Linked DNA regions of Homo sapiens: region 1 is linked to region 2. Evidence: chromatin contacts called from ENCODE Hi-C or POLR2A ChIA-PET data. All regions are on one chromosome and are shown on one strand. Each heading gives the region's core, a stretch centred on a gene start or an enhancer-like site at or near the end of the contact. The rest is flanking DNA. Distances are from core to core; before and after follow the strand shown. Region 1 overlaps DMD (dystrophin). Region 2 overlaps DMD (dystrophin).

Evidence for each region. A loop is a pair of places that touch in the nucleus more often than their neighbours do. ChIA-PET counts read pairs that join two places held with the same protein, here RNA polymerase II (POLR2A). Pooled maps may share reads with other maps.
Region 1: a map with no recorded cell type shows a loop between it and region 2 (4-fold over the local background). The contact joins two enhancer-like sites. A Hi-C loop is called at or near these places in 2 of 168 maps with a recorded cell type or tissue (A673 and endothelial cell of umbilical vein), 1 of 37 single-sample maps with no recorded cell type and 1 of 50 pooled maps. POLR2A ChIA-PET finds 5 or more read pairs at or near these places in 1 of 52 experiments (HEK293).

Annotation. Positions count from the first base shown.
Region 1 is chrX:31,543,934-31,547,700 of GRCh38, forward strand. All of the region lies in intron 55 of DMD (dystrophin), which reads right to left. Among named protein-coding and RNA genes, the nearest start is that of FTHL17, 470 kb to the left of the region's middle. Within about 2 kb of position 2,383, at least 3 of the 41 ENCODE cell types and tissues checked have a DNase peak (open chromatin) inside an H3K27ac peak, as active enhancers do; they include endothelial cell of umbilical vein, where a contact is called at or near this core.
Region 2 is chrX:31,482,113-31,486,288 of GRCh38, forward strand. The region is part of intron 57 of DMD (dystrophin); the gene reads right to left. Among named protein-coding and RNA genes, the nearest start is that of FTHL17, 410 kb to the left of the region's middle. Within about 2 kb of position 1,404, at least 2 of the 41 ENCODE cell types and tissues checked have a DNase peak (open chromatin) inside an H3K27ac peak, as active enhancers do; they include endothelial cell of umbilical vein, where a contact is called at or near this core.

The sequences.
Region 1 (3,767 bases), core at 1,133-3,632, 63 kb after region 2:
AGCAGAAAAGAGGTCAAGTTTCAAAAGACATTGGGAAGTGTGGGTGACCCTCAAGAATTTAGATAAGAAGAGGAAAACTGTCAGAGTCATTTGGTTAAGGTATTGATAAGATTCAAGCTATGCGGCTGGGTGCGGTGGCTCAGCACTTTGGGAGGCCGAAGTGGGCGGACCACGAGGTCAGGAGTTCAAGACCAGTCCGGCTAACATGGTGAAACCCCATCTCTACTAAAGATACAAAAAATTTGCCAGGCATGGTGGCATGTGCCTGTAATCCCAGTTACTCGGGAGGCTGAGGCAGGAGAATCACTTGAACTTGGGAGGTGGAGGTTGTAGTGAGCCGAGATTGTGCCATTGCACTCCAGCCTGGGTTACAGGGTGAGACTCCGTCTCAAAAAAAAAAAAAAAAAAGGATTCAAGTTACGCTACTCCAAAATCCACAATATGGCAGCTTGGTATTTGAGAAGACAGCAGAAGCAGGATGGTCACTCTCACCTTCCCCTTCCCCCTTCTCCCCTGAAGCAGGTCATGAGACTATCATACCAGAGGTGCCCTTACTATACTGGAAGGAAAGGAAAATTTTTACCTCTGAAAACACAGGGACACAGGAGGTTCTGCAGAAACAGGCCTTGCTGTGGTCACCCCAGTTTATTACCATTCCCCTTTGTCCAGTCATACTGGACATCTACTTTTCCTCAAATCAGAGCATAAAAATACACACTTTTCCCTGATTCTTTGGGTCATTTCTGAAGGCTCCTGTGTCATGTGAAACTTATATTAAATAAATTCGCATGCTTTTATGTTGTTGATTTGTCCTTCATTATAGGTGCCTCAGCCATGAACCTAGCGATGGGTGAGAAAAGAGATCTTTTCTCCCCTGTAAGAGTCAAGTAGATTCTAAAATTCTAAACAAGCAGGTTTCGGGTTCTCAGAAAACAGGGGGTTGACAAGAATGGTTCTGACATAGCCCAAACTGTGAAAACTGAATTATGATTCCAAGGCAATAGCATTTAATACTCATGCTTGTTGAATAGGCAAGGGCTTCCAGAAGGAAGATCAGAGCCTGGTCTTTTCATCTCTGGAAACCTAGATGTGGTTTACTCTTAGAATGAAAAAGGGCTAAGTCTTCCTGGGGCTCTAAGGACTCTCCCTGTGTTGAATAGAAAAAGGGATAAACCTTCAACTGGGTTTGTAAAATATCGTTGTTCCATGGAATCAAATTCAAGACCAAGGTCAAAAGTGATGGTCACATCTTGCTTTCTCTGACCCTACCCAGGATCAGAACCAGAGCCTTCAGCTGGCAGCCCATTCCTTCTGCTGCTGAAACCAATCCTCACCAGCCAGGCAATTCAGCAGAAGCTCACTCAGGGACAGCATGGAAGAGGCGTGAGATGAATATCGCTGCTGCCATTCTGTTAACCGGTGTGAGCTCTAGACTTCATCATGATTACTATATTTCCTTCTGCCTTCTGGGATTCCTTCTGACACTTGTTTCAGTTTAAGAACCATGTTTCTTTCTCAAATCATTTTCCTTATGCTGTTTCTTCACAGGAATGATACACTTTTCTCATCATAATTTTTGAAAATATGTTGCAAAAAAATACTGTGTGCTATCTGCAGTGATTATTCTTTCCTTTGCCTTAAAAAGAAAGTATTCTAGGGAAAGGATGGAAAACACCACAGAAGTTGTGAGAATGGGCATTTGTGATTTCTAACAAGGATTTGTCAGCCTTTGACTGCTCTGGACTTTACCAGCCACAGTTGCTGAAGACATGCAGGGTGAAAGATCAGCCCTTACAGCTCTAAATCAATGAACTCCTTAAACCTGCCCCCAAATGTATCAGGAGCTGGACCCTCCACTAGCAGGCAGGGTCTGAGATTTCCTTGAGCACTCACTATGTGCGAGTTACTGTCCTAAATAAGTCCAGTGTAGTAATTCACTTCATTCTAATAACAACCCTATGAGGTCATTAATCTTCACTGCGGATACAAAGAAACTGAGGTATATAGAGGTGACTCAGCTAGAATGTGGCAGTCAAGTTACAGGAAATTTATACCATTCTTTACAACTGCCTTTCCTGAAGTAATGGCTGTGTATAATATTGTTAAGATTGGGTCGACAAAAATCAACCAGTCAAATATTAGAAGCCCAAGCCCCGCCAACAGATGGATTCCTGTATTAGATGATTTTCCCGAGTCTTCTAACGACAAAAACAGCAATGGCAGCAGCATTATCTGCAAATATTTATGAGTACTTAATTGTGTTGTGCCACATACCATATTAAGTGGTTTCCATGTGTTAAATCAATGTAATCCCAGTATCCAGTGGGCGTCAGCAGAGCTGCCTTGAGCTGCAACCTCTTTCATTAGCAACCAGCTTAGATCCCTTAGTCATTTTGGCTGGGCTACTCTGGTGGTGATTCATACCCCAGGGCCTTGCCTGAGCTGAAGCTAGAACGTGGCTTTGCACCCTGGAAACCTGCCTATATTTTGCCAGTTTTCTCCCCTTAAGGAACTGAAACCTAGCTGGTACCTAAGAATTGCTTCTTTCTAAATAAAGCCTACTATGGCCACACCACCTTCCCAAACTAAGGTGCTGACCGATGCTCTCCTCTCCTTCTACCAGATTCCAACCTTTAGTTATTCATATTTTAGTCATTTCACTTAACTTTACAACTTCCTCTTGCCCACTGATTTTGGAATAGCTGGTTTCCTTTCTTGAAGACTTGAATACCAATTACCAGGGCAGCCCTCTAGCCTCCTGTCTCCAGCAGTTAGCTGCTACAGACATTATGCTTCTTGTCAGAGGCAATGTGGGTCATGCTTTACCTCTAAACAGAATAGCCCCCTATCTATGACATAGAATAGGAAATGCCTGCAGGCAGGGATCTGGTCTTATTAATCTTCATATCTCTAACACTCTTTCTGTTCTTAGCACATAGACTATTCTTAATACGTGAATGAATGAAGGAATGAAGAATGAATGAACGGCTATTGAAAGATATCAATCTTCATTTTCCTTTCCCACTGTTAAAAATCAAAGCGATAACTCAAATTTCCAATTAGAATGAAACATACCAGTTCTAGTTGGTATTCTGACAGAAAAAATTATACTGCAGGTTATATTTTTACACTAAAATTTTCCATCACGTAACTGGAATTAATTTATTCCAAGATAGTAGAAATGTATTGGTGCAGTATGAAATGAAGGGGATTTAAATAACATAATAAAAAGAAGAACATTACAATCTGTTTAACATAACCTAACCCTGGGAAGATTAATAGCTTTCAATTCATACAAAGACTGAAGTCTACAATTTCATATACACATGGTCTTATTAAAAATGAAAGCTGGTTATAATGAAATGCTAGCACCACGCTAAGATTGGCATGGTGTATGAAATAGACAAACTAACAGTGTGGCAATAGTTGGAGGTGGAATTTCATAGGATAACTTTTTAGTTCCAAAATGGTCAAATCACACAATGGCTGGAGATATAATTAAGAATTAGGCTCTAAAAACAAATTCTGAAACAGAAGGTAATTAATATATCTTCGGGGAAAGCTGGATTTTTAATGAATCAGACATGACCGCAGAGAAAGGCTCGATGTTGCCCTGTACTCTCTTAGTCTGGTTAGCTAAAACCACCCCACACTAGGGACCTCCTAGTGCATGGGGTTAAATTTCACATTTGTGAGCAGTAAGCATGTGTTTGCTGGCACTCTTGCAGCATACTGGGCATGCTGTGGAAGGATCAGAGAATTTTTGG
Region 2 (4,176 bases), core at 154-2,653:
ATATTTACTGTAAGGTAATTAAATGAAATCTGCCTCTGATTCAGAACCCCTCATGCTCATTCAGGATAAAATTATTGAAGAGTAATATTAAAAATGCAACATGATGGTGTGTGTGTGTGTGTGTGGGGGGGGTGTTCTGTGCATGGGGGACAGAGTAAGGGACTGTGATATGCTCAGCTTGGAAAGCTAACATTCCTTCCACAAGGAAATAATAAATTCTGAGGTTTGAGGAGAAAAAAAATACTTAGGAGTTATTTTCTCATTCAGCTAATATACGTTGAGTGCCTACATATCAAAGTTTAATGGGCAAACAGAGGAACAGGATCTCTTGAGAGATAGAAAAGGAACAAATAGGTGGAGAGATTAGGGGAAATGAGGAGTGTAGAAATTTCAAGGAGAGAGTGAGAATTTTGAGAGGAAGAGGGTGACCAAGTGAGTCCAATGAAACACAGAAGTAAAGTAAGATCAGCATTGCAGAGTGTTCACTAGATGTGCTGAGAGCAATTTCAGTGGAGGGCAGAAGCCTCAGAAGTAGGCATAGCTGAGGAGTGAGTGGAAGAAGGAGTAGGTATTTCAAGTGAAAATCAAATGTTCAATTTTCTTTTTCTGAGAAGGAAAAGAGGAAGACACGACAGGAGGACAGAGAGGATAACAAGACAAAGGGATAAGAAGTTCTTTTTAGCATAGGAATGATTTGAACCTAGAGTGAAAGACGGAAGCTAGCAGTAGGGTAACCAACCATCTTGGTTTGTCCAGCATTGAGTTTTTCAGGATGAGAGACTTTCGATGTTAAAACCAGAATAGTTTCAGGAAAATTGGACAGTCTCAGGAAAACGAGGAAAGTTGGTCACCCTAGATATATGTTACGACCTTGACAGAAGGTGGAGATAATTGTTGGAACAAGGTCTGTAAAATAAGGAAATGGATCTTTTTTTTTTTTTTTTTTTTTTTTGAGATGGAGTCTCGCTCTGTCGCCCAGGCTGGAGTGCAGTGGCGCAATCTCGGCTCACTGCAAGCTCCACCTCCCAGGTTCATGCCATTCTCCTGCCTCAGCCTCCCGAGTAGCTGGGACTACAGGCGCCCGCCACCACGCCCAGCTAATTTTTTGTATTTTTAGTAGAGACGGGGTTTCACCGTGTTAGCCAGGATGGTCTCCATCTCCCAACCTCGTGATCTGCCCGCCTTGGCCTCCCAAAGTGCTGGGATTACAGGCGTGAGCCACCACGCCCGGCCGGAAATGGATCTTAAAGGTCTCATCAAACTTAAAAACTTAAGGCACTAAAAACTTAAAAAGTCCAAGGCACTATTTGATGATATAATTCCATTGTTAAAACTGGACAGTAAATAATTCAAAGCTAAGGAGCATCCATTGTGAGAGACCACGTGTTTGCCCATCGAGTTGTTGCCAAGGACTTAGATCCACCACAGCTGCACAGTTCATTTCTTAAATATGAGTCATTGAAGATTAAAATGAGGCCAAAGAAAAGACAAAGAAAGTTCTGTTATTACAAAGACATAAGCACCATTATTTTCACATTGTTGCCTGAAATTAAGAAAAGAAAGTGGATGGAAGAGAGGGTTAAGTGATTGTATCTTTAGAATTTCAAAAGATTCAGATTAAATACAAAAGGATAAAACTCCCACAAAAAGAGAGAAATAGTTGGTTCAAGGAGGTCAGAGGTTAAAGAAAATGGCAATAATTCTTATCATGTGGGAAAAACTATAAATAACAATATGTAATTTTAAACATGGTTATATGTAAGATCCTCTTTAATTTAGTCACTTAACAAACTTCAAGCAACTACTATGTATCAGACACTGTTCTAGGCAATGAACATCTGTGGTCTTTGTAGCATGGAGCTTAAAACAAATGGCTTTATGTAGTAAAAAAAAAGCAATGTAGAATCTGCATTAAAATAATGGAAAGCCAATTTTTCAGTATCTAATAACTCACCATAAACTGCATGTTGTAGTATAATTTATTGCATTTTAAAAGAAAGAAAAATGAAGACTTTTTTTTAAAAAAAGACAAACAAGAATATTTAATGTCAAGAGCCTTGATTTTGATAAGTGTCTTGTCTCCCAAAAAGGCCTGTTTGAAAGAGGTTTGAGAAAATATATACTCATATATACTGATTTTGTCATATAAATTTTGGTTAATATTTTAAACCAGAGAAGTCAGTTCCTTTATGTGATGATAGAAAAGGTATCAGATATAGATATTTTCTCCCATGTACATACAGAATACGTATTTACAATATTCAGATGTTAGCATTCAGATGTTAAGATAATTACTTCCTGAATCCCTTGAACAGATAAAATTATCTTTGTTAAAACACATCCTCTTCCCCATACCTTTCTTTTCACCTTTCCAAGACAGCCAGACCCAAGGGTCCAAAATAGTGATATGAGAGAATTAGAAGCAATACTAAAGACGTAGAGCACCTCTATGAAAATAAAATATGCAATTTAGAAAATGTTAGGAATACTACACAGATGTTTGTCCTTGAGCTTCTTAAGGTTCACAAAATAAACTTATATGAAGTATGCTACTACACTATTATAGCAATGATAATCTCAAGATAAATCTATTTATTATGAAGGTTGAATTATCTGGTAGATTGCACTTAAAACACCATAGGTACTGGCCAACCGGGTGACTGATTGTTGACTCACTAATTTGTTCATTCAAAAAATATTTATTTTGAACCTATTAGGTACAAAGTTAGGAAAGATATAGAGACTTAATCTTTGTCATTAAGGAGCCAATAGTTTGGTTGAGTAGGTATATTTGTGGTGTATACTTTTATATTATGAATGTTTCATCCATGCAAATTGAGATACAGATAAGTTAGGGTTTACCTAAGGCCATCAGTTAATTACACACTTTGAATCTAAATCTTGCAATTCTAAAGTGAAGCTGAAAGTGAGTGATAACAAAACATAAAATCTCCCTGACTTAGAATAATTTGGAAGCCACATAAGTGGAAAATCCTAATGGCCATGGAAGAAATCAGAAACTTAAAAAATTCCTGAAAGTAATAGAGAAGAACCAAGTTATTGATTATTATTATTTTTATTTATTTATTTATTTATTTTTGAGACGGAGTCTCGCTCTGTCACCCAGTCTGGAGTGCAGTGGCACGATCTCGGCTTACTGCAACCTCTGCCTCCTGGGTTCAAGTGATTCTCCTGCCTCAGCCTCCTGAGTAGATGGGACTACAGGCACGCGCCACCACACCCTGCTAATTTTTTGTATTTTTAGTAGAGACGGGGTTTCACTATGTTGGGCAAGCTGGTCTCAAACTCCTGACCTCAGGTGATCCGTTTGCCTCGGCCTCGCAAAGTGCTGGGATTACAAGTGTGAGCCACCACACCTGGCCACTGATTATTTTTTTCTGTCCCTCTTGCTTCCTGCTTATATTATAAAAATATCTAAATAATGCCATAAATAGAAGTAGCTCAGAACCACGTATGGAGGGGATGAAAGGTGAGATATTGATTTGCTTCATGAGAGGAACAAGAGGAGAACTCTGGGCATAGGTAATGACATGACAGGGAGAAAAGCTATCTTGCTTTCTCCTGGGGACAGTGGATTTAGGATCATATTACTATGGATGTGAGTAAAAGCCCGTGCTTTTCAAAACACAGATGTCTTTCAATCATGTACAGCTTGCCTGGCGCTGAATTTTACCTGTATTCATATTGAAATGGTAAATTTGTGTTTTTCAGAATAAAATCTGATGGAATGACTAGAAATACTACCCATATTTGTAAGCAGAACTTCCTAGAATCATCCTGGGAGGCAGGCTGAAGTGGTGAAAAGAGCACTGTTCTGAGTGGCAGAAGCCTTGGGCTTCAAGCCTGGGCTGGGCCAGAACCTGGCTGCAGTGATCCAGAAAAGGTGATAAACTCTTCCTGCTCCTCTGTGTCCTCATTTGTAAAATGTGGGCATTTGCTAAAACCTTATCTAAGTTCTAACATCCAGTTCTCATATACTATAATCAATTTGTTAAGATCATTAATCGGCCACAGGCCTGCTCTATGGTGGCAGTTTGAGAGTCTCTGCTAAGCATCGTTATTATCGATGCTTAAAAACCATAGCCATAGCTTGGCATATAGTAAATGCTCAGTAAACATTGTTGACTAAGATACAGAACACCCAGTTAGAACACT